Regions from separate parts of the Homo sapiens genome. Here region 1 is linked to region 2. A link is a contact called in ENCODE Hi-C or POLR2A ChIA-PET data. All regions are on one chromosome and are shown on one strand. Each heading gives the region's core, a stretch centred on a gene start or an enhancer-like site at or near the end of the contact. The rest is flanking DNA. Distances are from core to core; before and after follow the strand shown.

What was found. Hi-C counts contacts between places; a loop is a spot of excess contacts on that map. ChIA-PET counts read pairs that join two places held with the same protein, here RNA polymerase II (POLR2A). Pooled maps may share reads with other maps.
Region 1: a loop to region 2 is called in a map of PC-9, with 18 times the contacts of the local background. The contact joins the promoter of POLR2D here to the promoter of UGGT1 in region 2. A Hi-C loop is called at or near these places in 13 of 168 maps with a recorded cell type or tissue (B cell, CD8-positive, alpha-beta T cell, Caco-2 and 9 more), 21 of 37 single-sample maps with no recorded cell type and 25 of 50 pooled maps. POLR2A ChIA-PET finds 5 or more read pairs at or near these places in 9 of 52 experiments (AG04449, CD4-positive, alpha-beta T cell, MCF 10A and 5 more).

Annotation. Positions count from the first base shown.
Region 1 is chr2:127,854,598-127,860,019 of GRCh38, reverse strand. It overlaps POLR2D (RNA polymerase II subunit D), which reads left to right and starts at 1,865. Exons shown (of 4, transcript NM_004805.4): 1 at 1,865-1,992. The coding sequence starts at 1,920. It also overlaps the pseudogene LOC107985803. RefSeq lists a silencer at 1,721-2,030 and an enhancer at 2,261-2,430.
Region 2 is chr2:128,089,320-128,095,143 of GRCh38, reverse strand. UGGT1 (UDP-glucose glycoprotein glucosyltransferase 1) reads right to left here and starts at 3,944. Exons shown (of 41, transcript NM_020120.4): 1 at 3,729-3,944. The coding sequence starts at 3,786. RefSeq lists an enhancer at 3,873-4,182.

The sequences.
Region 1 (5,422 bases), core at 616-3,115, 230 kb after region 2:
CCAGACCCCAGCACATGGTGCAGTGGCTGGGCAGCTGTGGTTATCTGGCCTGTCACTCAGTGCTGGGTGTACAAGGGAACACCGGCAAGCATCAAACCCTCCGGAACCTTCAGCTTCTCTGAGCACGTGAAAGGGGGCGTGGCCAGCCCTTCAGGTCTGGGCAGGTTCCTTAGAGAAGCAGTGCTGAAGCAAAGAGCATGCCCTGGAGGAGGGAACTTCTCAGGTGGTGGGAGACCACATTGCCGGCACTGCAAGACAGCAAGACGCTGTGGACGAGCCCTCGCAGGAGATCAGGCTGCACAGGCCAGACAGGATTCCCAGGACTGCCTTCTAAAGGTTTTCTTTTTCTTTAGTTTTAAAATTTTTACTTTTTAATTTTTTAAGTCTTTTTAAAAATTATTATTTGAGACAGAGTCTCACTCTGTCGCTGTCGCCCAGGCTGGAATGCAGTGGCGCGATCTCGGCTCACTGCAACCTCCGCCTCAGCCTCCCGAGTAGCTGGGATTAAAGGCGCCCGCCACCACGCCCCGGCTTTTTTTTTTTTTTTTTTTTTCTGTAGAGACGTGATTTCACCATGTTGGCCAGGCTGCTTTCGAACTCCTGACCTCAGGTGATCTGCCCCCCCCACCCCCACCGGCCTCCCAAAGTACTGGGATTACAGGCGTGAGCCCCCGCGCCTGGACTTTGCCTTTTTTTTTTTTTTGGCAGGGTCTCTGTTGCCCAGGCTGGAGTGCAGTGAGGCAATCATAGTTCACTGCATCCCTCAAGCGATCCACCCGCCTCGGCCTCCCCGATCCCTGTGACTACAGGCACGCGCCACAACGCCCGGCTAATTTTTGTATTTTTTAGAGACGAGGTCTCACTATGTTGTCTAGGCTGGTCTTCAACTCCGGAGCTAAAGCGATCCTCCAGCCTCGGCCTCCCAAAGTGCTGGGATTACAGGCGTGAGCCACCGTGCCCGGCACAATTCATTTTTTATTAAATCAACAGAGTTTACAATATGACCATCTAAACATTGTTGACTAATGAGCTAAGATATTGTTGACTAATAAGCTATGATTATTTACCTTATTGTACAACCTTTTGTTTTCTCCAGTGTCGAAAACAGCATCATTTTTTATTTGCTTTTTTTTTTTTTTTAATATATTTTTTGAGACGGAGTCTTACTCTGTCGTCCAGGCTGGTGTGCAGTGGCGCGATCTCAGCTCCCTGCAACTTCCGCCTCCCGGGTTCAAGCGATTCTCCTGCCTCAGCCTCCCCAGTAGCTGGGATCACAAGCGCCCACCACCATGCCCGGCTAATTTTTGTATTTTTAGTAGAGATAGGGTTTCACTATGTTGCCCAGGCTGGTTTCAAACTCCTGACCTCAGGTGATCCCCTCGCCTCGGCCTCCCAAAGTGCTGGGATTACAGGCGTGAGCCACTGCGCCCGGCCGTCATTTGCTTAATTTTCTACGCATCACCCAAATGTTCCAACAGACGTGTGGTAAAAGCCTCTGAATATCATTGTCCGCGTACTCAGAAGTATCAGATAATCCACCACAAATCAATAAAATTTTAGAAGTTTAAGTCGGTGAAGGAAATTGGACCCGGTACTTTCGGAGCCGGCTGCCCTGCTCTCCATCAGCAGGCGTTCCTGCATCTCATCTGACCTCCTCCGTCCAGAAAGGCGTAGGGACCTGCCCCAGGACGTCTGCGCGGCGAGGAGCATGGGAGAAGAGAGGGAGTGCAGGGCGCCCCTCGGTGGCGGGGAGCCTCCAGGACCTCACCAACCGGTCCCCTCGCTGCGCCCCGTCCGGCTCGCACTCCCGGCCCCGCCCACCCCTCGGGGCCCCTCCCGAGACCACGCCCCTTCCGCGGCCGTTGCTCCGCGCTTCTGCTTCCGGCGGCGCTGGTGGTGGCGCGCGGCGCGGCGCGGCGATGGCGGCGGGTGGCAGCGATCCGCGGGCTGGCGACGTAGAGGAGGACGCCTCACAGCTCATCTTTCCTAAAGGTTGGGCTCGGGGCTGCCAGACTCCCCCGCGCCACTTCGCGTGGTCGCCGCAGGCCTGGCGTTATGCGCGCTTCGCCCAAGGCCCTGCCTCAGCGGCGGCTTGGGCAAGCCCCAGCGCGGCGTGGGGCTGGGGAGGGAACATGGCCTTGGGAGGGACCATGGCCTTGGGAGGGACCGCCTGGGCAACTGGGTTATTTTATGTGATAAACTGCGAAGTTCCGGGGACCTGTGTCAAAGATAAACAAAGCCGGACACTCAGGTGGTAAGGACAGATTTTTAAACAGTAATATACTGTTGCACTAGGGAAAAGAGCCCAGCGTGAACCGAACTCAACTTCGATTAGTACAGAACCTCTGGGCGTTTTAACGGAGAATTAGGGAATAAGGATGTGGTGAGCGGGAGCTCGGGGGAGTCGGGGAAGTGAGAAATGTAAAAAAGCGGGAAGAGGAGGATTGGTCCGTGTGAACGCAGCTTGGTTTGTTGACTGGCGCACCTGTCGAAGTTAGGCCCCTACCCTCCCACAGAGGCAGAGAGACAGAGTCCTATCTTCAGCTGTTGGCTGGAACAAATTATTTTGGCAGCCTTGAGTTTTCTCACGCACGCACTTTAAGTGGTTGGGGAGGGTATTCCTAGGGATGAGGTCTTCAGCTCAAAAACTTGAAAATGTATACAGCTGTCTTACACTTTATTGATTTATTGATTTATTGATTGAGATAGGGTCTCGCCCTCTTGTTGAGGCTGGAGTATAGTGGCATGATCAGAGCCCACTGCAACCTCAACCTCTCAACCGCTCAAGCTATCCTCCCACCTCAGCCTCCCAAGTAGCTGAGACCACAGATGCACGCCCCCATACCTGGCCCATTAAAAAAATTTTTTTCGTAAAGACAGGGTCTCACTATGTCGCCCAGGCTGGTCTCAAACTCCTGGGCTTAAGTTAATCACGGCACCTGACCTATCTTATTCTTTTATTCATTCATTCATTTACTTATTTAGAGACAGAGTCTCACTCTGTTGCCCAGGCTGGGGTGCAGTGGTACGAACTCGGCTCACTGCAACCTCCGTCTCCTGGGCTCAAGTGATTATCCTGCCTCAGCCTCCCGAGTAGCTGGGATTACAGGTGCCCACCACCACACCCGGCTAATTTTTGTATTTTCAGTAGAGCTGGGGTTTCACCATGTTGGCCAGCCTGTTCTCGAACTCGTGACCTCAGGTGATCCACCCAGCTCGGCCTCCCAGAGTGCTGGGATTACTGATGTGAGCCATTGCCTGGCAAAATAATAAATTTAAAATTAAAACGGAAATACTACCCTCTAAGAAATAAAAAATATAAAAATGAAAAAATGTTTATTATGTGTTTTTTGTATTTTATGGTTTAATACGTTAGAACTTACTATTTTAGTTGTTAATTTATTTTTTTTAATTTTTTTTTTAATTTTATTTTGAGATAGGGTTTCACTCTGTCACCCAGGCTGGAGTGCAGTGATGTGATCTCGGCTCACTGCAACCTACCCCTCCTAGTTTCAAGCCATCCTGCCTCAGCCTCCCAAGTAGCTGGGACTACAGGCGCCTGCCACCATGCCCAGCTAATTTTTGTGTTTTTAGTAGGGACGGTGTTTCACCATGTTGGCCAGGCTGGTCTCGAACTCCTGACCTCAAGTGATCCACCCACCTTGGCCTCCCAGTGCTGAGATTACAGGTGTGAGCCACCTCACCCTGCCTTTTTTTTTTTTTTTTTTTGAGACGGGATCTCATTCTGCTACCTAGGTTGGAGTGCAGTGGTGTGATCACAGCTCACTGCAGCCTCAACCTTCCCTAGGCTCAGGTTATCCTCTCACCTCACTTCAGCCTCTGGAATACTTGGGACTACAAGTGCAGGCCACCACTCCTGGCTAATTTTTGTATTTTTTTGTGGAGACAAGGTTTCACCATGTGGCCCAGGCTGGTCTTGAACTCCTGGGCTCAGGTAATCTGCCCGCCTCGACCACCCAAAGTGTTAGAAAGTATAGGTGTGAGCCACTGCACCTGGCCTATTAATGGTCGTAATGACGTATCCTCGGTAAAATTTCCAGATGACATACAGCCAAGGAGTTGTTTTTCCTTTTTTAGCAACAGAGATTAATTATGGCCATTGTTCTTAAAATATTTGCACAAGAGAAAATAACAGGCAGATCCCCTGATCTATTTCCTTTTGTTTCTAAATAAATTGTGTGTGTGTGTGTGTGTGTATGTGCGCGCGTGTGCGCGCCTTCACTTGAAAATGTTCCTTGGGATTAGCCATGGGGAGAAGTCTTGGATCCCTCCTCTCCATAGTTACACAAAAGTGTCTGAACTGCCTCCCCCATCCCCATTTTGTTGATGCTGAATCCTGGGAATGCCTCCCAAAAGCTCTGTGGTAGGTCTCAGACACCACTTTCCTAGGCACTCTGAGTTACAGTTTGGCTGCCTCGACCTTCCTTGGTTGAAGGGAGTGAGGGTAATGTATTAGTAGTACTTGGGTATTGTTCTTAATGAGAAATAGGGACAGTTGACCAGTTTCCTGGTGTCCTAAAAGTTCCATTCCTTTCCATTTAACAAGTAATTTGGTTTAGTGCAGAAAGGGACCATCTCTCTTTTTTTTTTTTTTTTTTTTTTTTGAGACGGAGTTTCACTGTTGTTGCCTTAGGCTGGAGTGCAGTGGCACAATCTCGGCTCACTGCAACCTCCACCTCCCGGGTTCAAGCAATTCTCCTGCCTCGGCCTCCTGAGTAGGTGGGAGTACAGTCATGTGCCACCACTCCCGACTAATTTTTGTATTTTTAGTAGAGATGGGGTTTCACCATGTTAGGCTGGTCTCGAACTCCTGACCTCAGGTGATTCACCTGCCTTGGCCTCCCAAAGTGTTGGGATTACAGGCGTGAGCCACTGCGCTTAGCCTGGGAGGCATCTCTTAACATTGATTTTTCCAGGACCTGTAAAAGCATCAAAGTTCCAACAAACAGATTTGTAACTGATTAGCTGCTGCTTCCCTTTTTTTTTTTTTTTTTTTTGGCCTGATGTCATTTGTTACTGTCACTTCAGAGTTTGGAGGTTCTGCAGTCCTGATACATAATGCCTTTTCCTCTACTCATTGCTGTGAGGCAGTAGTTTCTTCTGTACCTACACTGCCTCAGTGTTAAGGATTAAAAGAGGTAACTTTCCTGGTATACAAATAGGCTCTCACTGTAGTAAATCCCCTGTTATAGGCTAGAAGACTGAAAAAGAAGGTGTTCTGAGGTTTTCGTTTAAACTCTCCTGCCCTCAGGTAGAAAACAGTTTTTGGTTACCTATTTTTTAATTTATATTTTAATTTTATTTCAATAGTGCTCCAACTGTATTGGCAGCCTATTCTATTTAGTAGCAATGAGTACCTTTCAAATAAAAATACAGTTTCCTCCTGACCCACCACTTAAAA
Region 2 (5,824 bases), core at 2,695-5,194:
CCTTTTCTGGAATCTAGTAAAGTTACTGACATTTCCCACAGAGGAGCAAACAAGGACCCAAATTTTATGTACAACTTAAGAATTCTCTTGGGACTGGCCCAGCGCAGTGGCTCACGCCTGTAATCCCAGCACTTTAGGAGGCTGAGGTGGGTGGATCACCTGAGGTCAGGAGTTCAAGACCAGTCTGTCCAATGTGGTGAAACCCCGTCTCTACTAAAAATACAAAAATTAGCCAGGCATAGTGGCAGGTGCCTGTAATCCCAGCTACTCAGGAGGCTGAGGCAGGAGAATCGCTTGAACCCGGGAGGTGGAGGTTTCAGTAAGTCGAGATCGCACCACTGCACTCCAGCCTGGGCGACAGAGAGAGACTCCGTCTCAAAAAAAAAAAAAAAAAAAAAAAAAAAAAAGCATTCTCTTAGGACTAACCATAGACACCCTTTCCCACAGGCCCACAGACTGCAGCCTCAGAAACCTGCTCTACAGGACACAATAGACACGGTTTGTAAAAAAAGGGAACCTTTTAGCATCAGGGCAGCTGTGATCAATTCCTGAGTTTGCTACGTACTAGCAGTTTAACCACATATATGTTACCTAACTTCCCAGGCCCTTAGTCTCGAAGACTATCAAAGTAGGAATAATAGTATCTGCCTCACAGGGTCAATGTGAAAATGAAGAGGCAATAAAAAAATCACTTTGTAAAGTGCCAAGTACTATACCAGAATTGATTGTTGTAGTAAAACATTTTATCGTAAGAAAAAACTATCTTCTAAATTACAGAATAGTACATCATCGTTATTAAATAGCCTCAAAAATACACATTGGAAATATATCCTCTGTGGCTGAGAGAAAAAATTCTCCCCAAAAGTTACAGAGTTTTTCTTTTTTTTTTAATCTGGCCTGAGTCAATGAGTTTATAAACTGGAGACAGCGCATCATATGAACTGTCTAGCAGTATTACGCTATTAGCTATGTTTACAATTTGTCCTGAAGGGGTCTAGATGTGTACACCCCAGAAAGTGGTGATTCCTGATGACGAATTGGACGCCACTGCACTGTAACCCCAGGTGGATGGCATGTAGAGTGGGGAGGAAATTGGGGGTATGACAAAGTCCCCTGAGGAAACCCCAGCATTTAACAAGCAATGACTCTGAGCTAAACATTGTATTAGGTGCTTTACATACACAGTGTTATCTAATCCTTACATACAACAACCCAGGGCACTAACGTTCTCTGAGGGGAGCAACCATGTCTACTTCGTTTACCAAAGTGCACAGCATGATGCCTGGCACTCAGAAGACAGTCCATGAATATGCTGCATGCATCTCCACTTTAAAAATAAGTGAAAGCTCGAAGATGCTGAGTACCTTGCCTAACTAATAAATAGCAGTGCTTAGAACCCACACCTTCCTGCTTTTAAAGTTCTACAATACCGTGCTCTCTTCTCTGGTTCTCTGGCTTTACAAAAGGGTAAAAAGCCATACTCTGTGCAGACTCAGACTGAGAAAAGTGCTTGTGAGAACCAAGGCAAGTCCAAGGATTTTCAGTGGCCACAGTTCTTGGGAGACAGGTGGCTGAGAAAGGAATAGTTTTAACCTGAAACCAAGGGAGGAGGCCTGAAGCTGGGACCGAAGCAATCCAACCAACCAATCTGACAGATCCACACTTACGCTGGCTTTGGGGACCGATGGGAGCTCCTCAAGAGCAGGGTGTTTTGTCTATCATGGTCTCCACGCCTAGCATTATGCCTGAAACATAGAAGGCTCTCAAAATGAAATAAACACAGGCCTCATTCATTAAGGCATGAATGGAAACAACAGGAAAGGAGTGTGGCACCAAGAGTGAAGATGCTATAAAATGCCTAGGACTGCAAGATAGGTAAAATGAAAATCCTATGAACCTGTGGCCTGCCTCGAGATCCCCCTACACTGTTTTCAAAAAGGAGAGAGAGTACGTGTTCTTGGGGAGAGATGCAGCACCATTTGAGATGAAAAAAGGAGGAAAGCTATACATTAAAAAAGAGCTTTGCCACTCTGACCCCACATTCTTAACTCTACAGGTAAAACCAGAGGAAAAGACTGTCCAGAGAAGCAGACGTAAGAATCTCACTGAAGTGGTCTCTGCTTTGAGTATGTCTTCATTTTATAGGATCCCTTATCATTCTGACCCTAGGGGTTCTTAAATGTTGCTTATAAAGACAAACAGTCTGAGATAATGGCCAACAGAATGTGCCATGTGGCTTTGCATGATAAGCATTATACTTGCGGCATGATGAATAAACAGAAAACACTCTTTAACAAGTTCTAGGCCCAACTATCAACAACCATCCGTAGGAGGCTGAGGTAGGAGGACCACCTGAGCCCAGGAGGTGGAGGCTGCAGCTAGCAAGATCATGTCACTATTCTCTAACCTGGGCAACAGAGCAAGACTCTGCCTCACCAACAAAAAATAAAAAAATAAATTAAAACACTATCTCTTGCACCATTGCACTCCAGCCTGGGTAACAAGAGTGAAACTCCATCTCAAAAAAAAAAAAAAAAAGAAAGAAAGAAAGAAAATTATCACATCATCTTGTATTGTTACAGGGAAACTTAGATAAAAAAAGAAAATGCTCACAGACAGCTGCAGGAAAGTTCTAAGCAAATTTTCTTCTTACTTTCATATATTCCCCTGAAGTTCAATGTGCATTATAAATGTGCTATGCTACTGTACAAAGTATTATGGTCACTTCCTTTAATAAGTTTCATGTGGCCAGGAGTTCAAGATCAGACTGGTAGGTAACAAGACCTCATCTCTACAAAATAAATAAATAAATAAATAAATAAGAATTTTTTTAAAATAAGCTTCAGCTAAGTTTATCAAAAGCAAGTCAAGTGTTGCTAAATTCGACTGGCTTAAAAAAAAAAAAAGCAAAGTGAAAAGGCTACAATTATTCCAAGTTTTGTGGTGCTGTTAAATAGCTATTTAAAATGTCTTCAAACGCCTGCAAGTGTAAGATTCTTGAAGGAAAGAGGGCACTTTACACTAAAATTGGCTGGCAAGTACATCAATGAATGTTTCCAAAACAGTTAGTGTAGCACAATAAGGCAAAAGACCCCAGGACTTCAAACGAACAAAATTGCTCCTTCTCAAATCTGGCAAGAAATGCAAAACAACTGCAGATTCTGGCCAAGGAACAAAAACAGTTCACATCTATAAGTTATTGGCGACGGACGCAGATCTCATTCTGGCAGGTCCCACGCTAAAAGTGAAACCATATCATCCAATTTCCAGCCAACAGATCACAGTGTTAAAAGAAAACAGTAACCAATACGCATCAACCCGAATTCATTTTAGGAAAAATTGAAATCTATTTTAAAAAGCACGTCGTTCTGCAATCAGGGTCCTGCAAAGTGCTGCTTCTCAACTCACTGAGGATCAAGCTTGGTCTAAATCCATGGTAGGATACCTCCCCCATTTCCTTCTGCACTTGGCACAAGGATCTAAAGCTCTTCAAAGAAGGTTCAAGACCGCTGAACAGAGCCCGCCGCCACCCCCGCGGAAGCGATACCTTGCCAAGAAGACCACTGAGGGCAACTCGGGGCGCTCGCGAATAGGGGAAGGGATAGGACACCAGAGGGTAAACTGAGTCACGGTAGAGGCGGAAGCTCAATGTGACAGGGGCACAGGGTCGCCTTGTGCCCCAAACCCTCTCTTTGTCCACGAGGCCTCCTCACGCCACCCCTGGGTACCTGTCACCGGCAGCGCACCCGCGGCACACGCACCGCTCGCGTCTCCCTTGCAGCCCATGCCCGGGCCGTGGTCAGTCCGCCACAGTGCCAGAGACAACGCCAGGGCAGGGCGGGGCGAGGCGGCAGCGGCAGTGCAGGCTGCGCCAGTGAGAGGCCGACACGCGCCTTTCCCGCGGCTCGACTCAACACCCAGCCTCGCAAAGCAATTGCCCAGCTGCCGGCCGCCCTTTTACTTCCGCTTCCTGCAGGCGAACGCTGGAGGACTTCCGGATACCGAGTCGAGACCTAGCAGCCCAGAGCGTCGCGCGGTCGCCCTCTCATCTCCGAGGGTTGGGGAGGGGGGAGTCCTGCCTCTCTCCTCACTTCCGCCTTTCAGGGTGGCGGGTAGGCTGCCGGTCTTCAAGGTCTTGGGAAGGTTCGTTGGGCCAACAGCTGAGACCCGAAAGCTTCAACAGTCAGTCGGTGAAATCCAGTTTGGACTCTGGGACTTACTCCCTTAAACCTTTGTTAAAAGCTTACTCCCTTTAGCCTTTCGGTGGCACAGTAAGGACAATTGTCTTAATGTTTCTGAGCATCTTAGACTTTATACTAAACCCTAAAATTTTGATAGCTACCTTCCAGGAGGCATGATGAAAGGAAGACTTTTTAAATTTTATGAGCCGCTTGAGCTTTCTTATTCGGACAGCGGCAGCTTAGTCTACAGGGACTACTTTGTCCTTTTAGTATTTTTTTTTTAACTAATATAAACCAGTTTAAAATTGTTTTGGAATAGGTAGCATTTAACCCACCCAAAAATGAATACCTCTTTGGAGGGTATATTTTTAAGTATATTAAGTCAAAGTGAATGAAAAGCCAAAAATATTTTTTTGGAGTTGGAGTCTCGCTCTGTCTCCCAGGCTGGAATGCAGTGGCGCGATCTCGGCTCACTGCAACCTCCGCGCCCCCGCCCGCGCCCCCCACCCCCCAACCCCCCGACCCGCATTCAAGCGATTCTCCCACCTCAGCCTCCCCAGTAGCTGGGATTACAGGCGTGCGCCACCGCGCCTGGCTAATTTTTGTATTTTTAGTAGAGACAGGGTTTCACCCTGTTGGCCAGGCTGGTCTCGAACTGCTGACCTCAGATGATCCACCCGCCTCGGCCTCCCAAGTGCTGGGATTACAGGCGTGACCCACTGCGCCCGGCCCAAAATAATTTTAATAAATAAACATGAGCCAACATGATGAAGGGGAGGAAGGAGAGGAGGATGAAGGAGATGACTAATGGAACACTGATGGAGGCCGGGCGCGGTGGCTCACGCTGAGGATGGAGGCTGAGGCAGGAGAATGGCGTGAACCCGGGAGGCGGAGGTTGCTTGCAGTGAGCAGAGATCGCATCACTGCACTCCAGCCTGGGCGAGAGAGGGAGACTCCATCTCAAAAAAAAAAAAAACAGCAACAACAACAGCAAAAAAACACTGATGGATTCCAACCTTCCTTTTTTTACATTTTCTCCAGTCCCTGGGAGCAAGTTGCAGTTTTTTTGTTTTTTTGTTTTTTGTTTTTTCTCTCTTGTGCTCAGTCGCCCTGTTCTTGAGGTTTCTTTTCTCTACACTATAGTTCTCAACTTATTTTGGGGGAAATAACTTCAGCAGAATACAATGGGAAAAGAGTCTCTACCCCTTTCTGTTCGAAATTCATTTTTATCCCTTCCTGTCTGAGCAAAAACTGTATAGAATCAACATCACCCCAGCTCTGTGGGAAAAAAGAAAAACCTGCTCCCTTCGCCCTGCTGGAAGCTGGAGGGCTCTAGGCCCATGTGTAGCAGAGCATTCAATTCTAGCTTTCTTCCTGCTTTCTCTGTATATTGGGCTCGGAGAGTACACTGGGTCTCTATGTGAATATGGACAGTTAGCATTTACCAACATCTTTCTGTCTACTTTCTCTTGTTTAAAAAAAGAAAAAAACTTTAAAAAATGGGATTCTAGAAGTCAGCAAAGGGTGGGTCTGAGATGTTTGGGTGGGTTAAGCGGACATTTTGACAACATGGCTTCTCCTTTGGCATGTTTAATTGCGATGTTTGACACACATCCTTGCAGTTTAAGATGACGCTTTTAAAA